4 separate regions of the Homo sapiens genome follow, and all the other regions are linked to region 1. A link is a loop called in an ENCODE intact Hi-C map of the cell type or tissue named here. Cell type or tissue: heart left ventricle. All regions are shown on one strand. Region 1 overlaps FNDC3A (fibronectin type III domain containing 3A). Region 2 overlaps FNDC3A (fibronectin type III domain containing 3A). Region 3 overlaps CDADC1 (cytidine and dCMP deaminase domain containing 1). Region 4 overlaps CDADC1 (cytidine and dCMP deaminase domain containing 1).

What was found. Hi-C counts contacts between places; a loop is a spot of excess contacts. Peaks named below come from ENCODE experiments on the same cell type or tissue, not always from the same donor. Only the 100,000 strongest peaks of a DNase experiment are listed, where the experiment ranks them.
Region 2: a loop joins it to region 1, with 2.0 times the contacts of the local background. A loop is called at or near these places in 28 of 110 quality-filtered maps.
Region 3: it touches region 1 in a loop (2.1-fold over the local background); 9 of 110 quality-filtered maps call a loop at or near these places.
Region 4: it touches region 1 in a loop (12-fold over the local background); 38 of 110 quality-filtered maps call a loop at or near these places.

Annotation. Positions count from the first base shown.
Region 1 is chr13:49,096,725-49,101,724 of GRCh38, forward strand. The region is part of intron 3 of FNDC3A (fibronectin type III domain containing 3A); the gene reads left to right. Among named protein-coding and RNA genes, the nearest start is that of MLNR, 120 kb to the right of the region's middle. In heart left ventricle, a CTCF peak has its summit at 2,751 (motif pointing right); no DNase peak of the experiment used is centred here; H3K27ac peaks cover 2,728 bases.
Region 2 is chr13:48,982,047-48,987,046 of GRCh38, forward strand. The region is part of intron 1 of FNDC3A (fibronectin type III domain containing 3A); the gene reads left to right. Among named protein-coding and RNA genes, the nearest start is that of FNDC3A, 8.6 kb to the left of the region's middle. In heart left ventricle, no CTCF peak of the experiment used is centred here; no DNase peak of the experiment used is centred here.
Region 3 is chr13:49,252,244-49,257,243 of GRCh38, forward strand. CDADC1 (cytidine and dCMP deaminase domain containing 1) reads left to right here. Exons shown (of 10, transcript NM_030911.4): 3 at 3,596-3,670. Among named protein-coding and RNA genes, the nearest start is that of CDADC1, 6.8 kb to the left of the region's middle. In heart left ventricle, no CTCF peak of the experiment used is centred here; no DNase peak of the experiment used is centred here; H3K27ac peaks cover 83 bases.
Region 4 is chr13:49,279,351-49,284,350 of GRCh38, forward strand. CDADC1 (cytidine and dCMP deaminase domain containing 1) reads left to right here. Exons shown (of 10, transcript NM_030911.4): 8 at 1,159-1,348. Among named protein-coding and RNA genes, the nearest start is that of CDADC1, 34 kb to the left of the region's middle. In heart left ventricle, CTCF peaks have their summits at 1,926 (motif pointing left) and 1,941 (motif pointing left); no DNase peak of the experiment used is centred here.

The sequences.
Region 1 (5,000 bases):
CCTCACAGCCTAGTACAACAGACAGAAAAGTAACCCACAGTTAAAACAAAGAAGGCCATGCTAAGTGCTATGATGGAGTTTATGTGGGAGGCCAGGGTAGGAATACCTGAGCAAGCATAGGGAAGTCATTGAGTGCTTAGGAAAATATGATGCTTGAAGAAGTAGAAGTTAGCCAGAAGAAAAAAATAAATAGAAAAGTATCTTCGAGACAGAAGGAACAGCATGTGCAAAGCCCAAGCACACACAGATTAGAGGAAACGGAAAAACTGTGATTAGAGAGGTAGCTTAGAGAAGAGACTGCATGGGAGAGTATCTGAAAATGAGACTAAAAATATATGCTACTTTGCAAGTACCGTTATATGCCACGCTAGAGATTTCACATTTTATTCTGAAAGGAAAGGGAACCATTGAAGGATTTTAAGCAGGGGATAACCAAAACTATAGTAATAAGAATGAGACCTGGAAGCTCAGTGTGGAGGGTGAGAAGAAACTAGGATGATTTACAAATTTCACAGACAAGAAGAACTATGAGAACAACTGTCTCAGCAGTTTTTATATTTTCCAAATATTTCTTTTAGATGATTAGCAGTTAAAAAAAAAAAAAACTTAGAATGAGGGAAAGCCCTTGCTTTTTTACATTTTTTTTTTAAACACTTTTTCTTAAGAAACAACACTGGTTGAGGAAACGCCACCAAAGCAAAAGCCTGAGGGTATGGGAAAAGGCCCTTGGCATGTTTTCATGTTAGTCTATGTCAGAGTAATGATGACAGAATGAAAGGTTATTAGATGTGCCTCCAGCTTTGATCTCTGTTTGGTTTTCCAGTTCCCCTGGGAAGTGCCAGTCTTACAACATAAACTAACAGGAAGGGTAATGCTTTAAGTGTACAGGCCTAGTTTCTTTTTGGGAGAACCTACAGCAGGATGTGAACATTCTGTGCCAAGCCTCCAGGGGTAAGTTCTGTTCCTTTTATAGAAGAGAAGATTTCCAATTAGGTGTGGGTGTGTTTTCAGGGATAATATATTTCGAAACCTTATACATATGATTACTCATAAGCCATCCAGCTGTAACCATTAAAAAATTGATATTTTGATGCCCGAAAAGACTAATAAAGTTTTAAAATTATAGGCCCAAAGAAGAAGTGACTATTGGGAAGAAGACCTGAAATTACAGTAAATTGTAAGGCCATAGTGTAGTGCTCCAAATCTGAATCAAAGTGATATTTTGTCAAGCACAGCATATTATATAAAATGCTTAATAAATGGCAACATATCTGCAGAAGATAGTCTAAAAAGCCTAGATACAGAAGCCTTTTTACAGATAATTCAGATGGCTAGTAGAACCTTAAGACATGTTTCTAAGGGCCCAGACCTTAAAGCACAGAAGCTGTGAGGAAACTAACATATAGATTCTGTTGTATGGGCAATCTATAATTAAAATAAAAAAGTTTAGATATTATGTAAAAAGAGAACCTAGCACAACCCTTTTTGACACTAGCAGTACTGATTTAATGCAGTCTGCATGGTAGATGACTAGCCTGCTTTGTCACTTGAGCAGTTTTTTTCAGTCTGTGGCCTTAATGTTTGATCCTGACAGGATTTGCGTCACTGATCCATATCACTGCCGTGTGATGTCAAAGTGTGGGTGTTCAGTTATTGAGGCATAGTTAACCTAATGTGCTGCAGTAAATCCTAAGTGCTCCTTCCTACTAAAATAACAAAAGAATGATTCATCATTGTTCATATTAGGCTGATACTAAAAATAGTAATGTTCACAACCTGCTGCATTCATGGACATTAATATCACAGCCTCTGCAGCTTTCTAAACAAGTGCACTAAAAATAATTTCTTGTTTAGAAACAGGTGCTTGGTAAACACATCTCCTTCAAGTTTTCTATTTATATGCAGTTCAATTTAGTGCTAAAGGTAGATTCTAACCATAAGTCATTCTTCAAATGTACTCTACTTAGTGTTTATCACTGATACATCTAATTGTGCTGCAAATCTAATCATAGAAATTTTCAGTTACTTGTACACAGATAATGAAATTATCCACAATTCTGAATCATACTTAGGCCCCTAATTTAAGCATTCTGCTTTATCCAAACTTTAAAAAGAATAATAAATTTCCAAGGAAAAGAAAGGTCTCTAAACATCTAAGCATGAATAATGACCTTGATCTTTTCTCTTTCTCCTGTAACTTCCTTATTCTGTTCCCAAGTTCTGACTCACCAATTTGGTGAGTTCCTAGATCAAGGCTTACACTAATTGCCTGCCTTATATGAATAAATGTTGCTAGGTGTTTCATAGCCTTAATAAATAAGCATTCCTTATTAGTAAGGGGACCTTATATCCCAATTTGTCTAAGACAGTTCTGGTTTTTGCCTCATCTTGATATCTAACTGGTATGACATTTGTCTTGGATTTATCATTTTTAAAACAATATTATTAGTAGTTCATTAAAATAAGTTGTGATAGATTTGGTTGACCACCATTTTGAATTTCCAGCTTCCACCTTGATCTCTAGTAAGTAGCTCATCTGTCTCTTTTTCACTTTAAACTTGTGGTTAAATCTTAGACAACCCAAAATAAATCATTCTCTCTTCCTGACCCTTGCCAGAAGCAAGTCTTAATTAACAGTAAGTGAAAGTGTGCTTAGATTTAAAGGACTGGGAACTAACTCCTTTCAGTTTCCTGGTAGTAGTGGCAGAAGTATTTGATGCTGCTGTCTTTGCTGGCCACTTGGTGTCACCAGGGCACCAAGTGGAAGGACCAGTGGGAAGCATATAGGTTAAATAAATAAATATGAGGAAATTAAATATTTCTGCCACTGAATATATAAAAAATAGCTTGAATGATTTTTATCACTTATTGTATTGTGTATAACTGTTACTTGGCAGTACTTTTTTATCTTGCAGTAAACTCTCTCAGCAATAATGAGCTCAAAAACAAGGTCTAAATTTGGTGAAACATGCAGAAGAAAAATAAAGACGATTCAGTGAGATTTGTAAAAATATGTAACATTTTTATAGTACTTAATATTGTAAAAATATTTGAAGTATTTACACATCTCGATAAGAAACAAAAAATAGAACTGAGAGTATCCTCCACTTAGCAGATATGCTCCCAGCTTACCAGATAGCACCTTAGAAACAGTTTTTCTTAATATAAATGTTGTAGTCTTAAAATATTACAAAAAAGAGTCAATTGAAGGTATCAGCAGCTTTAAGTTTATAAACCATAAAATACAACATTGTAAGCAATTTTATTTTAAAAATTAGGATGACTATTTGAAAGAAGAAATTTTTCAATTAAATACCAGTGATAAGGAATTAAAGACAGGTATAGCTAAGAAATTAAAATACATATATACTAAGAATAATTGTTCCATTTATATTACTCCAATATTCAGATACTCAATATGAAGAATACCTTTAAATGCTCTTTAATGTACTTGCATATGTTTTTTAATAAAGCATTTTATTTTTCGATAGATTTTGTTAGAACTTTATCTCCCTCAGTGTAATTAAAATATATCAGTCAATAAAGAAACATACCAAATGATGTATTTTTAATGATTTTTAGCCCCCTTTTTCACTTTCAGAAGTGTTCTTGATTGGATGATGATAATATAATTATCCTACCTCTGCTCTGTTTCCTCCTTCTTCCTGTCACCAGAGCTCAGCCAGCCTGAAAGATAAATCCCTATCCCTCTTACGCTAAGCGTTATTCCCAAACCCTTTTCCATAGATGTAGGGATATTTCATCAGTCTAGGAAATAGGAATAATAAAGATAATGTAGTGGTTTTTCATTAAGTTAAATTTATTTACTTAAGACTTTTTAAAAATTCTGAAGTTAAATCTTTTATAATGTTTGAAGTTACAGTATCCTCTTTTTATGAATTGATGTGACAATATAGGATAGACTTCCTTCTATCCGTTCTTAATTTCTTCTTAACTTTTAATGTCTTTACTTGGCCTAATGAAAAGCTGGTTAATGAGTCCCCAGAATTTGTTTTGAAATTTTGCTGTCACATAAATCCAAATGTTTGGGAAATACTAACTTAGAACACAGATAACTTCTGTATTGACCATTTTCTGGTTAATATCTAACCTCCTAACCTTATCCAGGCACCCTCACCCCTCAAATCAATCCAAAATATATTTGGCCTTAGACTGATCCTCACATTGCTTTCCTATTAGCATGTATAATGTAAAGTAAAACTTTTGTTGAATCGACATCTTAGTATAAGTAAAGGGGAAAATTATAGAGAAAGAAATCAGCGACTATCTGGTGAGATATGCAGGTTGATTAAGGCCTCTGAACGGGATAAGAGGTAAAACCTGGGTGAGAAAATGAGAAACAGTTAAAAGGAGAAGAAACAAGGTTTGATTTGTGCCCAAGGACAAAATTATAGTTTCTAATTCTTCACTCCCCTTATCTCCCTTTAGACTATTTGCTTATTTCATTGTCAGTCACTCCCTGGCAATAGACTCCTTCCCATGGAGCACCTGGTTAGTTGCAGATTTCATTGATCTTTCCTTGGTCCCTCGACTCTGTGGACATGTGTCAATTAAGCTCTAAGCTGCATGAGTTTAACACATATTATTTAGATGCTTATTCAGAACCTGCACTTTAATACTGCCACAAGAATCAGAGTCAGGGTCAGAGTCAGTCTTTTGAAATATCAGATAAAAATAGGTAGAAGAGTACAAGAGTGTACCTCACATCCCATCCTTTTATATCTTAGTGACCTGAAACCACTCTTTGTTTAGCTGAACGAGTCTACCTTTTAAATTTTTGGACATGCAAATGACCCTGATTATTATAATCTAACAGCAGCCTTAATAAACAGCTGATCTGGTTTGCCAGGAAAAAAAAAATCAAAATCAACTCTTCTTTTAATTTGCCTCATAGCTGACAATCTCTTTCTGCAAATCAACTGATTCATCTGTTGTAGCTGTTCATTTTGCAACTATATTGGAGGACATGTTGCTAAAAG
Region 2 (5,000 bases), 110 kb before region 1:
CTTTAAATCACAGTTTAGACTTTTATTAGAAAGTAATTACGTGCTTTGCTTTATAGAAGTATATGCCATATACAGCAACTACTTTTGTTGAGCCATAACTTGAAGGATTAGTCATTTCATTTACTTTAAAATCAGTTTTTCTTAAGATTTGCTTAAATAAAAAGTGAAAATTCATAATTTGCGATTTTATGTTTAAATTTTCTAAATTTTTTTTGTTTTCTTAAGACAGACATTCTCAATTATGTCTTTGTTCTTATGACTTGATTTTTTTCCATGTAATATTTTCATTTGTAATATATACCTAAAAAAAATTTTTAGCATAGTACCTTCATAGTTTATGAAGTACCTTTTTGTTTCTTTAGTAACTATTAGGATCAGCTTTTCCTGATGCTTCAGATTGGTATTCCTGAAATAGTATGTTCGCATTTTTGTTTTAATCACTTGAACCTTACTAAAACTGGCCTAGTGTGTGTGACAGAGTAGCCTTTGGGTAAAATGTAGGGGCTACTGCCCCTCTAACCATCTTTTAGGCTGCTTCCAGGATATTTAAAAAACATGAATTTATTCAGATCATTCCCCAGTTTTAGAAATCGAAATCACAATACAATTCCTGCTGCATTAATTATAATTTCCTTTGTCTTTGAGAGTCCATACTCTGTTGATATCCTATTGTGTCATCATTTCTTACCTCTTTACAACTTTGTGATATAGTGTAGAGAACATATTTCTCATTAGGCAGCCACAGGATTGTTAGTTGACTTCTCATACTGGCTGTATAGAAACATGAGTGTGCTACTTTACCTGTATGAGCCTTGGTTCGTTCATTTTACAGTGTAGTAATAATAGTAGCTATCTCCTAATATAGACTGTACAAGAATTAAAAGATCCTATTTAACATGACAAGTAAAATGCTTGCCATAGGATATTTATATCTAGAACTTTGACAGACATACCTAATCATTGTCACTCAGGCATCCTGCATATCATTCATTTATTCATTTGCCTATCATTTGTTGAACATTTAAAATGTCCTAGATACTTAGAATATGAATGTTGAATGTCACAAAAATGAATGTCACACTCCCTCCCCTTTAGAAATTTACAGAATGGGATGAGAGATAATGATATGTAAATAAATACATATTTTTAAATAATTAAAATATCTTGTGTCTTTTCACTTGTGTGAGTCCTTCCTGTCTTTTAATATTTAAATGCAAAATGTTTCCATAATACCCACAGAATATCTGGGTTGTATATATCATACTGTAATGTATATATATTTTTTACTTGTCTAAATCAGCTATTCAACTATGAACTCCTTGAGTTTGACCAGTACTACTGGAGTCAGCAACTTTTTTAATATAAGAGAAGGTAGTAAATATTTTAGGCATTGTGGACCATATGGGCTCAGTTGCAACTACTTAAACTGTGCTACAGGAGCACAAAAACAGCCATAGATAAATTATAAACAATGGGCATGACTGTGTTCCTATTAAACTTCATTTACGAAACTAGGCAGCAGACCAGATTTGGCCCACAGGCTTTAGTTTGCCAACCTCTGCAATGGTGCATGCATATACTTTTATTTGTGCTTGACAAATAAAAGGCACTTAGTAAATAATATGATTAATAGGCATTAAACACTTTCTGTATTCTGGGTGCTATTGCAAAAAACTTTATATGTATCAGTTTACTTAAGCCTTAAAACATCTCTCTGCGGTAGATACTATTATCACCAAATGTCATAGAGTAATAATAGAAGCACTTTCATTAATAGATAGGAACACAACATTGGTTCAAAAGTCTTAGGCAATACATTAAGAACAAGAAAAATAATTAACCTGTAAATAAAGGGGGGAAATGTATCACTATTATTTAGAGTTGATATGACTGCTTACAAATACAAATAAATATAATACAAATACAAATAGCAAAAAAATATGAGATAACAGAAAAAGATTTGTATTAAAAAATTTCAGTAAGCTGATTGGCTATAAGATAAAGTTAGAAAATTCATTAGCCTTCTTATATATCAACAATAACCAACTATGAAATACAGTAATAAGAAGTAGCAGCCTAAACTATAAAATACTTAAGATTTTAAAATGTGTAATAGCTATGTGAAGAAAACTGCAAAAAGATGTGAATGGATGGAGGAGTATTCATGAATGTGTCAACTTAATGCCATAAAAATGACAGCTTTTACTAAATTATTCTATAAAGTCAATGCAGTTCTAATCAGAAATTCAACAGGAGTTTTAAAATGGAATTTGACAAACTGATGGTTCAAGTTTTGAGAAGGGAGCATGCACAAGAATGGCCAAGTAAATTTCAAAAAGAAGTATAATAAATGGGACCCATCAAAGGTCGAAACATTATAAAATTACAATTATTAAAATAAGAATTTGGAGTAGGAATAGGCATATTGATCAAAGGAATAGAATAATAAATTCAGGAGAAGATCCATAGATAAACATGGATAAAGAAGAATTGTATGATAAATGAATGAGTAATGGAAGAACTGGTCTATAAAGGGTGTGGGACAATCAACTGTTTAATTGAAGTAAAGATAGTTAGGTACCCACTTCGTGACACTCTCAAAACTAAGTTCCAGGTGGACTAAATGGTTTTTTATTTTTATTTATTTATTTATTTTTGAGATGGAGTCTCGCTCTGTCACCAGGCTGGAGTGCAGTGGCGTGATCTCGGCTCACTGCAACCTCCGCCTCCCAGGTTCAAGCGATTCTCCTGCCTCAGCCTCCCAAGTAGCTGGGATTACAGGTGCCCACCACCACGCCCAGCTAATTTTTGTATTTTTAGTAGAGACGGGGTTTCACCATGTTGTCCAGATGGTCTCGATCTCTTGAGCTTGTGATCTGCTCGCCTCAGCCTCCCAGAGTGCTGTGATTACAGGCGTGAGCCACTGTGCCCAGCCCCGAGTGGACTAAATGTTGATAAATAAAAAATAAAATGACAAAACTTTTAAAAGTTAATTTAAAAACTCGTTGGAGTAGAGAAGGCCTTTTAAGTGAGACATCAAACTTAGATGCCATTTAAAAAGGAAGGCAAGCAATAGACTGGGATAAAATATTCGACATGTAATAGACAAAATTAATATTCAAGGTATATAAGGTGTACCTACAAATCAATATGAAAAAGATAACCTGATAGAAAATGGGAAAGAATGTAAGCAGGAAATTTATAGAGGTAGAAATATAGGTAGCCTGTTAAGTTTTGAAGGAATACTATTGAACCGAATATAAATAGCTTCATCTTTTTAGGAGAAAAGTTTGGCAGTATCTATCCATTTCAAATGTACGTTCTCCTGAGCCAGAAGTTTTATTTCTATATGTCTGTAATATAGAAATGCTATCATTCATTAATAGAGAGTATTGCATGATTATTCCATGCAGAGGAGAAAATGTATGATGGGAAACTGGAAGTAATAAGATCATCATTAGAACAGTTAAATTATGGTGTGCCCTTACACTATAATATTAGATACTTATGAAAAAACATGAAATAGACATAGATGTACTTCTTAAGATATTTTACATGAAAGGGCGAGATACAATATAATACATACACAAAGACACAATTCATACACACACAAAAAAAATACAATACACAAAAGCAGTGTATGTGATTTCACTTACATAACAACCAATCCCAGAAAACCTAACACACAGGTAAGCACAGAGAAAAAGACTGGAAGGGTACACCACAGTTGTTAGCTATAGAAATAGGAGTTGGATTAGGGATCAGGAAAGAGTTAAAAACAATGTTTGTATGTGTATTTTCAAGTATAAGCAAGTACAGCCTTTGTGATATAACAAACATAACAACACATGCAAGGCTTTGTTATGATTGGTCCTGATTAGGACCATTCCTCCTGGGTGGACAGCTTTGATTTATGTCGGTTTTCCCTGCGTAATTTTTAATAGCACTTCCTTTCACTTGCAGAAGCTTCCCAGTTGGTGTCTGAAGTCATTGGTGTTTTTAGAAATAGCAATTTCTGTATAGTGTTGGATCTGAAACTGTGTTAAAGTGGGTTAAAGAAGTGAGAATTCTACCAGTGATTCTTAACCTCTATAACTACAACTGCCAACCAAGACAAAATAAAGTGCTTTTTATTTTCAGAGTTTCTGTTATAAAAACACTTTGCTTTTTTAAATATAAAGTTATAATTTCGAATGTAGTTTTTTTAAAGTCCCATATGTCTGGATATTTTGATCCTCCCCTTTAATATTAAAACCTAATATTTCAAGACAGTTAATGATAGAGGTCAAGAGAGGAATCAGAAGCTTAAGAGGAAGACAGAGTAAGGAGAAGGAAGTTGTTTTTTTTTTTTTTTTTTTTTTTTTTTTGAGGCGGAGTCTTGCTCTGTCGCCCAGGCTGGAGTGCAATGGCGTGATCTCGGCTCACTGCAACCTCCGCCTCCCAGGTTCAAGAGATTCTCCTGCCTCAGCCTCCTGAGTAGCTGGGACCAGAAGCACGTGCCACCACACCCGGCTAATTTTTTGTATTTTTTAGTGGAAACGGGGTTTCACCATGTTGGTCAGACTGGTCTCAAACTCATGACCTCATGATCCGCCCACCTCAGTCTCCCAAAGTGCTGGGATTACAGGCGTGAGCCACTGCGCCTGGCCCGGAAGGTTTTTTTAAAAAGAAGTTGAAGGAAGATGAGTATGATTAGAGGCAATCTTTAACCAAGGCATAGTTGTAGATTTATAAACAAAGAATCTGGTCATCTCAGAAAGGACTACTTTAAGGACTACTGGATTCTGCAGACAAATCTACTTATAGGAAATAAAGAAATGTTACTTGATTTTATTATGATAAAATTATTTTGGAGGAATTAGTGAAGGAAACATGTTAATATGGTTAAGTTATAGTAATACAGTAGCTTTTACACAGGAACTCAAACTTTCTGTTGTGAATTTAGTTACCAATGTATTACTGTGGCCAGAAAATATTCAGAAACTACAGGTTTAATCTTC
Region 3 (5,000 bases), 160 kb after region 1:
ACCATGGTCTTGGGTAGGCCTTTACTTCTGTTCTTACCTACAGGGCTTGGGACTCCAAGGCACTTGGGGAGGGAGAGCCTCAGGATTACTCTGGCAGTGATCTGGGTGAAAGAGGCTTTTGCATGTTAACTTGGGAACTTGACTATCATTTTTAACATTGTTTATATGAGAAAAATGTGTTTTAAATTCCGAAAAGGGAGATTTACCAAGTATTTAGAACATGATTGTAGGTTGTCAATTACTTGTATATTTAATGTCAATAAAGCAGAAGTATATAATTTCATTAGTTCTTCTGATATCATGGCCATTGCAAAAAAGCAAGACCAATGATAGTGTGGGGGAAGAATACAGAATGAAAGGGAGCATATTGTACTCCACTTTTATAGTGTTATTTATTGTACAAACATTATCATTGAAACTGAATTTATAGCTGCAACATTTTTAAAAACTATTTTTTTCTCTTGGATTTCCTTTTTGTACTAGTTAATATCCACATAATTTTGCAGGTAGTTGCAGTCATAGCAGGAACACAATTTTGTATTTGACAGTTTTGGTACTGTTACAGGGTTGATAAGTTATTAATTTTAAATTATACAGTAAGAATACATCTAAATTTCATATGCATGTAGTATATGCTGCCATTGTGTTTATACTTGTGGAAATATTAAATTTCTCAAAATGTTGCCCAATTTTGTGCCTAATATTTCTTTACCATTTACTATAGTATATTTTTTCCAGTATTATTTGCACATGGTATTCTTAGAGTTGAGTACAAACTTTTTCCAATTAAGAGAAAAAAAGTCTTCTTTAAGCTAAAGTAATAAGATTGTTTCACTTAAATTCTTTAGTCTGCTTTTGTTGTACAGAGTAAATCACAGAAATACCAAGATGCAATTAGACATGTAATTGTATTGGAAATACTGCTTTTGATACTTTACCAACATTTGTCTTACTAAAAGTATTTTTATGAGTTACCAAAGTAATATATGTTTGTTATTTTTAAAATGGACAGAAGAAAAATTTTATCATAATTCCACCTCCTAGAGACTAATTACTTTTTAAAAATTGTTTCTCAGTCTTTTTTCTCTTACTTTCTTTACTTACATGAGATCATTTAACTCTGGATCCTACCCTTTTCACTTAACATAAGAAAATACTTATGCTGTAATGCTAGTATAAACATTGGAGCAGCACCTTAGTCTAGTAATTTAGAGTAGCCAGTGGTTTTACAGCCAGCCTGCCTGGGTTCAGACTCTGGCTCCGCCTCTTACTAGTTGTATAACTTTGGGTAACTCTACCTCTCTGTGTCAGCTTCCTCATCTGTAAAATGAAATGTTACTAGTATATACTACATGAGGCTTTTATGAGAAATGAATGAGTTAATATTTGTAAAGGTCTTAGTGCCTGGCACATGTTAGGTACTATGTGTTTGTTGTTGTTGTTGTTGTCTCCTTATTTATTTATTTGTTTATGTATTTATTTTAATAGAGATGTGGTCTTGCCATGTTGCCCAGACTGGTCGCTAACTCCTGGGCTCAAGCAGTCCACCCGCCTCAGCCTCCCGAAGTGGTAGGATTACAGGCATGAGCCACCGCACCTAGCCTCCTAACTCTTTCCATTGTGTCTTCTGGTACCTTATGCTAAAGGCCCTCACTGTACTTTTCCAGAACAGAAGCAATGTGGCATAATGGTTAAGACAATGGATCTTGGGCTGGATCTGGCATATCCACTTAATTACCTGTGTGACCATGGTTGAATTATTTAATCTCTCTCAGCCACAATTTCCTCATTTGTACAATGGGAATAATAGGAGCTACTTTATAAAGTTATAAGGATTAAATGAGATAATTTAGGGCCTGGTACATGATAAACATGCAGTAGATGTTAGGTACTGTTATTATCATCACTCATATATATAATTATTACCACTACTAGCACCCACATCCTTACCGTTTTTCCACTGATACCATCACTTCCTCTACTTCCTGTTCTGTCTGAACAGAAACCTCATTCCCAGAACATGGGTTTTCTTATAAACTTCTTTTTGATGGTTCTTTCTTTTCTAGCATCCAGCACTTGTTTCATAAGACTAGCAGGTCAACATTTACAAAGTTTCCCATTCCTACTTTAAAACTTTATCAATGTATTAACTATCCCACCCTTTTTTTTTTTTTTTTGAAACAGAGTCTTGCTGTGTTGCCCAGGCTGGAGTGCAGTGGCGTGATCTCGGCTCACTGCAACCTCCATCTCCCGGGTTCAAGCAATTCTCCTGCCTCAGCCTCCCGAGTAGCTGGGACTACAGGTGCGCACCACCATGCCCAGCTAATTTTTGTATTTTTAGTAGAGACAGGGTTTCACTATGTTGGCCAGGCTGGTCTCGAACTCTTGACCTCGTGATCTGTCCGCCTTAGCCTCCCAAAGTGCTGGGATTACAGGTGTGAGCCACTGCACCTGGCTATCTCACCTATTTTGGAGCTCACAGAATTCTGTGTCACTTTCTTTGTCTTAATCAACTTACTTCATAGTCACTTTCCTGTTTTCATAAATCATAAGCCCTGTGAGAGCTGCATCTTGAGCAACTAGGCTGTCATGTAGCAAGGGTTCAATAAGTATTTGTTGAACTAATAAATGAAGGACTTTGGTCCCTGCCTCAAAACTTTCTTTCTACTTCAAGTTTTCACTTTTTCCCTCATGGATATACCTGTATTCGTTTTCTATTGCTGCTATAACAGATGACCACAAAGTTGGTGGCTTAAAACAACACAAATTTATTATACAGTTCTGTAGGTAAGAGGTCTGAAATGAGCCTTACTGGGCTAAAATCAAAGTGTTGGCAGAGCCAAATTCCCTTCAGACACTCTACGGGAGGACCTTTCCTTGCCTTTTCTACCTGTGGAGATTGTCTGTTTTCCTTGGCTCATGGGCCCCTTCCATCTTCAAAGCCAGCAATGGCCAGTCAGGTCTTTCATGTTGCATCGCTGACTCTCCCACACCCCTCTTTTACTCATAATGACCCTTGTGATAACATCGGGCCAATCAGATAATCAAGGATAATCTCCCTATGTCAAGGTAGGTGGTTAGTGCCTCAGTTCCAGCTGCAAACTGATTCCTCCTTGCCATGTAACAAAACATAGTCACAGGCTCCAGTGACTGGGACAAGGAAATCTCTGGCGGGGCATTATCCTGCCTACCACAATCCCGATCTAATACCTTTGCTACATAGTTCCTTATCTTCTCAATTCCAGTTAATTTACCTCTATTCCACTTTAGTCATTCATGGCCACACTTTGGACTTTTCCATTACTCAAAACTGCCACAATTCTGAAACCATAAACTTCAGAATTTTATTTTCTCATTACAATTTCCAATCCTTCTATGTTTTGGGAAAGTACATAGGGGATAGATTATAAAGGTTTATTTACTAGGTAAAGTAGTATGAACTTGATCCAAACAAAGTGGGAAGTCAATGTAGAGTTTCATCATGGAAAAAAAAATGGTCAAAGCCAAGGAAGCCAGCCTTTAAATATGGGAATATTGAATTAGTCATATGTCTTATGTGCTAATCTTTTTTTTTCCTTAATCTGATTTTTATTAGAAAAATGAAGAGGGAAAGCATGGACCCTTAGGAGATAATGAAGAGAGGACCAGAGTATCTACTGACAAAAGACAGGTAAATTTTTATGATTTCACATATATATGCTCATAATAACAAAGCAAAAGGAATAGTATAAAGTAGAATAAAAGTGCCTCCATTTCTACTATCAAGGGAGTTTTTAAAATACTCTTCTAAAAATGGTCTGTATATTTACAAGACTATATGTCACTCCTTTTTTTTAAAAAAAAAAGTACAGATGGGATTATTCTATGCTACATCCTACATCTTGCTTTAAAAAAAAAAAAACTCTTGATGGTTCATATAGATGTGTTAAGAAATACTCTCCCTTAGTTCTCTCACACTCCCACACACCTTGCTGGGTATGCCAAGAATGCAAGGCCCTAACCATTTTTTACCTGGGTCATTTCTCAGAGTTGTGTTTGCAGTGATCAACCCTGAAGGTTGAGGTAATATCTCCCTCCAGGACAAAAAGCAATCTGGCTTACTTTCTGCTGTGAAACAGTAGGACCCTCAAGCTCAGTGTTCCTCTCCTATAACACTACCCACCCTGTGTCCAGGCAGCCATCTGTGCCCATTTGTATTACCCCTCATGGGGCTTGAGGGCAGGAAACAGAAATGATGCTCATACTGACTGCTGTGCTGCAAATAATAAAGTTCATTGTTTCTAACCCAGAAGTTTCATGTTTTCTGCTAATATCCATGAAACAGTAACAGGTTAACTTATTAGTTGGTAAGTAGGGTAAAATCAAAGTGCAGACTTGAAAGATGAACCTTGTTCTTTTTAATATTGTATAGTATTTCCTTGTTACTTTATTCCTTTGAGTTTTCCAGAGGTTCCGATTCATTGGATGCAGAGTGGAGACTAAGCATGTATGTTTTGAAGAGTTACCTTGATGATTCCGATGTATATTCCTAGAGATTTCCTAATTCATTCTGAGAGTGAGCCCAGTAGGAATATAGAAATAATTTGTCTCAGAATATTTACATGTTTTCATAATAAGAAAGGCCAAGGGAAAAAAAATAGTGAATCACCATTTAAGTCAATGTACTAGTCCATATACAAAACAGACTGTACCCTTTTGCCCATGTTTTAGTGTAAAACTCTGTGACTAGGATCAAACAGATGACTTGCCAAAATGTTAGCGAAGTGAGGCAAAATCAAATTCAGAGCAGCGATTCACTGAAAAGATTCAGTCCTCTGGGAGTTGTGGTAAATGGAAGTGCCAAAATGGAATGCAACTTGAGCTTTTATTTGTTTTATTGAGTTTGGGATGGAAAAATCTTTGTCTCAAACTTGGTATTTTGGCCTTACCTAGATGCAAAATGAAAAAATACATATTTTCTGAGGTAAAAAGGACTCTAGACAAAAAAGTGATAAATAAAC
Region 4 (5,000 bases), 180 kb after region 1:
ACTGGCATCTGAACTGAGCTTTAAAGGATTCCTAGACTGGGGCAATTGGAAGGGAAGGGAAGACCATTCTTGCTTCTAGCATAAGCAACGGTCTAGAAGTAGGAAAATCCGTGGTGTGTTTAGGAGCATGAATATTCCAGTTAGGTTGGAATGTGGACACAAGGGAAAGACAGCTCACAAGGACAGGCTGGGACTGGACTCGAGAGGACTTTGAGTTTATGCTCCATTTGGTAGGCAGCGGGGAAATGGAATGGCATTGACAGAGCCATACGCTATAGATTATGTAGGTAGTATTGTTTGAACAGACTAGATGCATAGAATTCTGTTGCCCTAGTCCAGGTGAACGTAAATAACAGTCTCAACAAGGAAGATGGATGTGGAAGGCTGGCGGTGGAGGAATTGAAGATGGCTGGCTGAGAGCTACGTAAGCCTCAGAACCCGGAAGTCAGTCCTTGCAGCCCCAGTTGTTAGTCCTAAACTACCCTCAGCATGCAAAATTTCACCCAAAATTCCCTCTATTCTTTTCCTTGTCCTCTTCATTACAGATTTACTTGCTTCATTTTGTACAGAGGTGTGAATATATCAAATAGAAACTTTTCTTTTTAAAATTATCCTATGATAGGGAAGGGGTAAGGGAACTATAAGTCAAAACAGAACTTAAGTATTTGATTATTCATTTAGTAAACATTTATTGACTATCCACTAGGTACCAGATAGGGCTGTGTCATTTGTCTAACAAGATGAGTTAGTGTCTAATCAGACATGATTAGCTCTTAAGGTATCAGTTTCAAATCTAATTCCAGTATTCTAAACAGGTACTTATTTAGAAAGCATTGGGGGTTTTTTCTCTCTTTCTTTGGTGTCTGTATCTTCCTGATTTCATTTATTTTGTAATCTGAAACTGAACCTCTTACTTAGAATCAATAAATTATTTTTAGTTATAATAATTGTCATGTTCAGGTTGTATCATAACACTTTTGTGGGTTTACATACTTTGAACATTCAGTAATTCAGCAAGTCTAAGGCTTGATGATCATTATTAATAATGTCATAAATCTGTTTTTAAAACAGCTCAATTTTAGTGTTTAAAGATTTTTCTAAAAAATAACTTACCCTTTCAGAAACGACCTTTCTGATATTTTATAATTTTTTTTGTAGGTGTCAAGAAATAAAACCAGAAGAAAGAAGCATGATTTTTGTGACAAAGTGCCCATGTGATGAGTGTGTACCTTTAATTAAAGGTGCAGGCATAAAACAAATCTATGCAGGAGATGTAGATGTTGGAAAAAAGAAGGCAGACATCTCTTACATGAGGTTCGGGGAGCTTGAAGGTGTTAGCAAATTTACGGTAAGTAGATACACATTTTTTTCAGGTGTATTTTGTATTATGTTGTTAGGTACCCTGCTGCAATATTGTAAGTTAGTGATTCCCACCCTTTTAAAGAGTTTCAACAAATTATTATTATTATTATTATTATTATTATTTTATTATTATTATTTGAGACAGAGTCTCTCTCTGTTGCCTAGGCTGGAGTGCCAGTGGCTCGATCTCGGCTCACTGCAGACTCCGCCTCCTGGGTTCAAGTGATTCTCCTGTCTCAGCCCCCCGAGTAGCTGGGATTACAGGCGCCGGCCACCACGCCTGGCTAATTTTTGTATTTTTAGTAGAGACGGGGTTTCGCCATGTTGTCCGGGCTGGTCTCAAACTCCTGAGCTCAGGTGATCCGCCCGCCTCCGTCTCCCAAAGTGCTGGGATTACAGGCGTAAGCCACCGCGCCCGGCCGAGTTTCAACAAATTATTATTATTATTGAGTTTATTTATATGTGCAAACCCTTACCTAACTGCAACTGTTCAGCTAAGGATTCCTGCCTTATGAATTTACATCTCTGTAGAGAATTGAGCCAGTGGATCTTTTGGTGCCATCTGGTGGCTGATAAAAGAAAAATCTCTGACCCATCTCTTCCCTCTCCTTTCTGGCTTAGAGAGGTGGATAGAGGTGAAAATACTTCAGCAGTCCCCACCCTTTTCGGCACCAGTGACCGGTTTTGTGGAAGACAATTTTTCCACAGATGGGGTTATGGTTTTGGGATGAAACTATTCCACCTCAGATCATCAGGCAATAGATTCTCATAAGGAGCACGCAGCCTAGATCCCTCAGGTGTGCAGTTCACAGTAGGGTTCTGCTCCTATGAGAATCTAATTCCACCGCTCATCTGACAGGAGGTGGAGCTCAGGCGGTAATGCTCGCTCGCCTGCACTCACTTGCTGCCGTGCGGCCCAGTTCCTAACAGGCCACGGACCAGTACTGGTTGCTGCCAAAGGTTTGGGATCCCCTGCAATAGTTTAAAGGTCACCCCCACCCCCAAACAAAGGGAGGTGCACACACACAAACACACACATTTCTCATGAGAAAAATCAGGAAAACAAGAATATTTGTTTATTTATTTATATATTTATTTTGAGATGGAGTTTCACTCATTGCCCAGGCTGGAGTGCAATGGCGTGATCTCGGCTCACTGCAAACTCAGCCTCCCGGGTTCCAGCGATTCTCCTGCCTTGCTACCCCCACCCCCCTCCCCCCACCCCCCAGTATCTGGGATTACAGGCGCACGCCACCATGCCCAGCTAATCTTTTGTATTTTTAATAATAGAGACGGGGTTTCACCATGTTGGCCAGGCTGCTCTTGAACTCCTGACCTCAGGTGATACACCGGCCTCGGCCACCCAAAGTGCTGGGATTATAGGCATGAGCCACCACGACTGGCCCGGGAAAAAAAGAATTTCTTATTTGATAGTTCCAAAAATGTACTGAGGTAGTTCATGGAAAACACAAGAACTTTTAAGTCTTTATACCTCTTCACTATTTGGGTTCTGGTTTTTGTGGGTTTTTTTTTTTTTTTTTTTGCTTTTGTTTTTGTTTTGAGACAGGGTCTCACTATCTCACCCAGGCTGGAGTGCAGTGGCGCCATCTTGGCAATCTCTGTCTCCTGGGCTCAAGCGATCTGCCTGCCTCAGCCTCCCAAAGTGCTGGGACAAGCATGAGCCACTGTTCTCAGCCTATTTTGGTTTTCAAAAAGCTTTTTATTTGGAAAAAACCTTAAGCATACAGAAAAGTTATAAAAACACTACAAAGAAATTTTTTCCCAGAAGTTGTTGACATGATACCAGCTCACCCTTTATTTCCTCAAATGAGAAATAACCACATAATTACAACCATAAAAATCAGGAAATTAACATTGATACATTACTGCCACTAATCCACAGATTCCAGTCAAGGTTCATTAGCTGCCCAAGAAATGTCTTATATAGCAGGTTTCCCCAACCCCTGGGTACCAGTTAAGAAGCTTCTTCTGTATTTATGGTCACTCCCCATTGCTCACATTACTGCTTAAGCTCTGCCTCCGGCCAGATCAGCAGCGGCATTAGATTCTCATGTGAGTGTGAACCCTATTGTGAACTGCCCATGCAAGGGATCTAGGTTGTGCACTCCTTATGAGAATCTAAAGCCTGATGATCCCCCATTCCTCACCATCTGGTCTGTGGAAAAACTTCCATGAAACCGGTACCTGGTCCCTGGTGCCACAAAGGTTGGGGACTGCTTTTATATAGCAAAAGGATCCTGTCCAGAATCATACATTGTTTCTATGACATCCAATGATTTAATCCTGGCATTGAATGAGTTAATGTAACATTTAACTACTAGAATTTGCAGTGGGAAGAAAAATGATATAAAAGAACCGTTTATATATTTCAGCTTTACATTCCTGCCATATACATCAGTTTGAGTCCAGGATACCTGGAACATACATATATATGATTAACTTGGACATATAACATATAATTATATATGTATATAATTTTAAATATAGAAACATACTATCCAGTGTCTGTCATGTGTATATGAAGTATCATAAGTTTTTACCATTTGTAATATTGTCATTTTTTTCTAATTGTCTTATTTAAAGTTTATCACATTTTTAAATGAGGGGGTGTTGACATGGCACTGAAAGAAGGCAGAGATGGGAAAGATACCTTTTTTGTAAAACTCAATAAAAGCTTATATCCAACTAGTCAGAGAAATCTCTACTTCCGTGTTTTTGTTTTCTGTCTCTTCATTCCTCCTGAAGAGTGTGAATAAATAGGTTTTTCAAGTTCTCCTCATAAAGATTAAGTGACTTAATCATAAAGATTAAGGACTATGAGTGATGGGTTATGGAGAATTCTGAAATATCTTGCTTACTGGTAGATTTTAATAGCTTTTCAATTGTAAAGAGAATGAAGAGATCAGAAGAACTTAAGAAAGGGCAAGAGAAGCAGAAGGAGGCAGGAAGACTAAGGGGATCTTCAGGGGCAGAGATGGGAAAGGAAGCACCCAGTTGGGCCAGACCCTCCCGGAAATACCCTCACTCAGGCACATGTTCCAAAGGCTGTTGTTCATGGTTGTTCTCTGTTCTACCTCCAGTGAAGATGAGCTGTCCATCTTCTCATCCTTCTCATCTGGCCTGGCTGCAAATATTATGTAGATGGTTAGCTAGATACCTAGTTTTGTAAATGCAAGTAATTAACATGAACTAGAATTTGTTCTAAATCTGAATTTCAGTACCAAGATTATCAAAAATAGTGTGTGTCAATAAATTTGGTATTTGTTTTTAAGATTAAAGCAAATTGAAATTACTTTGAAAGATTTTTTGCTTTCCTTTTTGATAAGTTACCATAGACCTTGAGATAAGTAGTTCTATTCTGTGGTGTTGTCACAAACCAGGCTAGGACTGGGCAACACTGTTTCCAAGAATAGATTTTATCAATCTATATCCATGTCCACATACTCAGTTCTTTGTTTTCTCTTTAATATGTGTGGATTTTTCTCTATTAGGTTATATTACTTATTTTTATTATGAAAGTAGTATATGCTCATTGTAGAAGACTAGGAAAATAAAAAAGAACGTGTATTATCTCACAACTCATAGATACCACAATTAACATGTTGCTGTATTTTCTG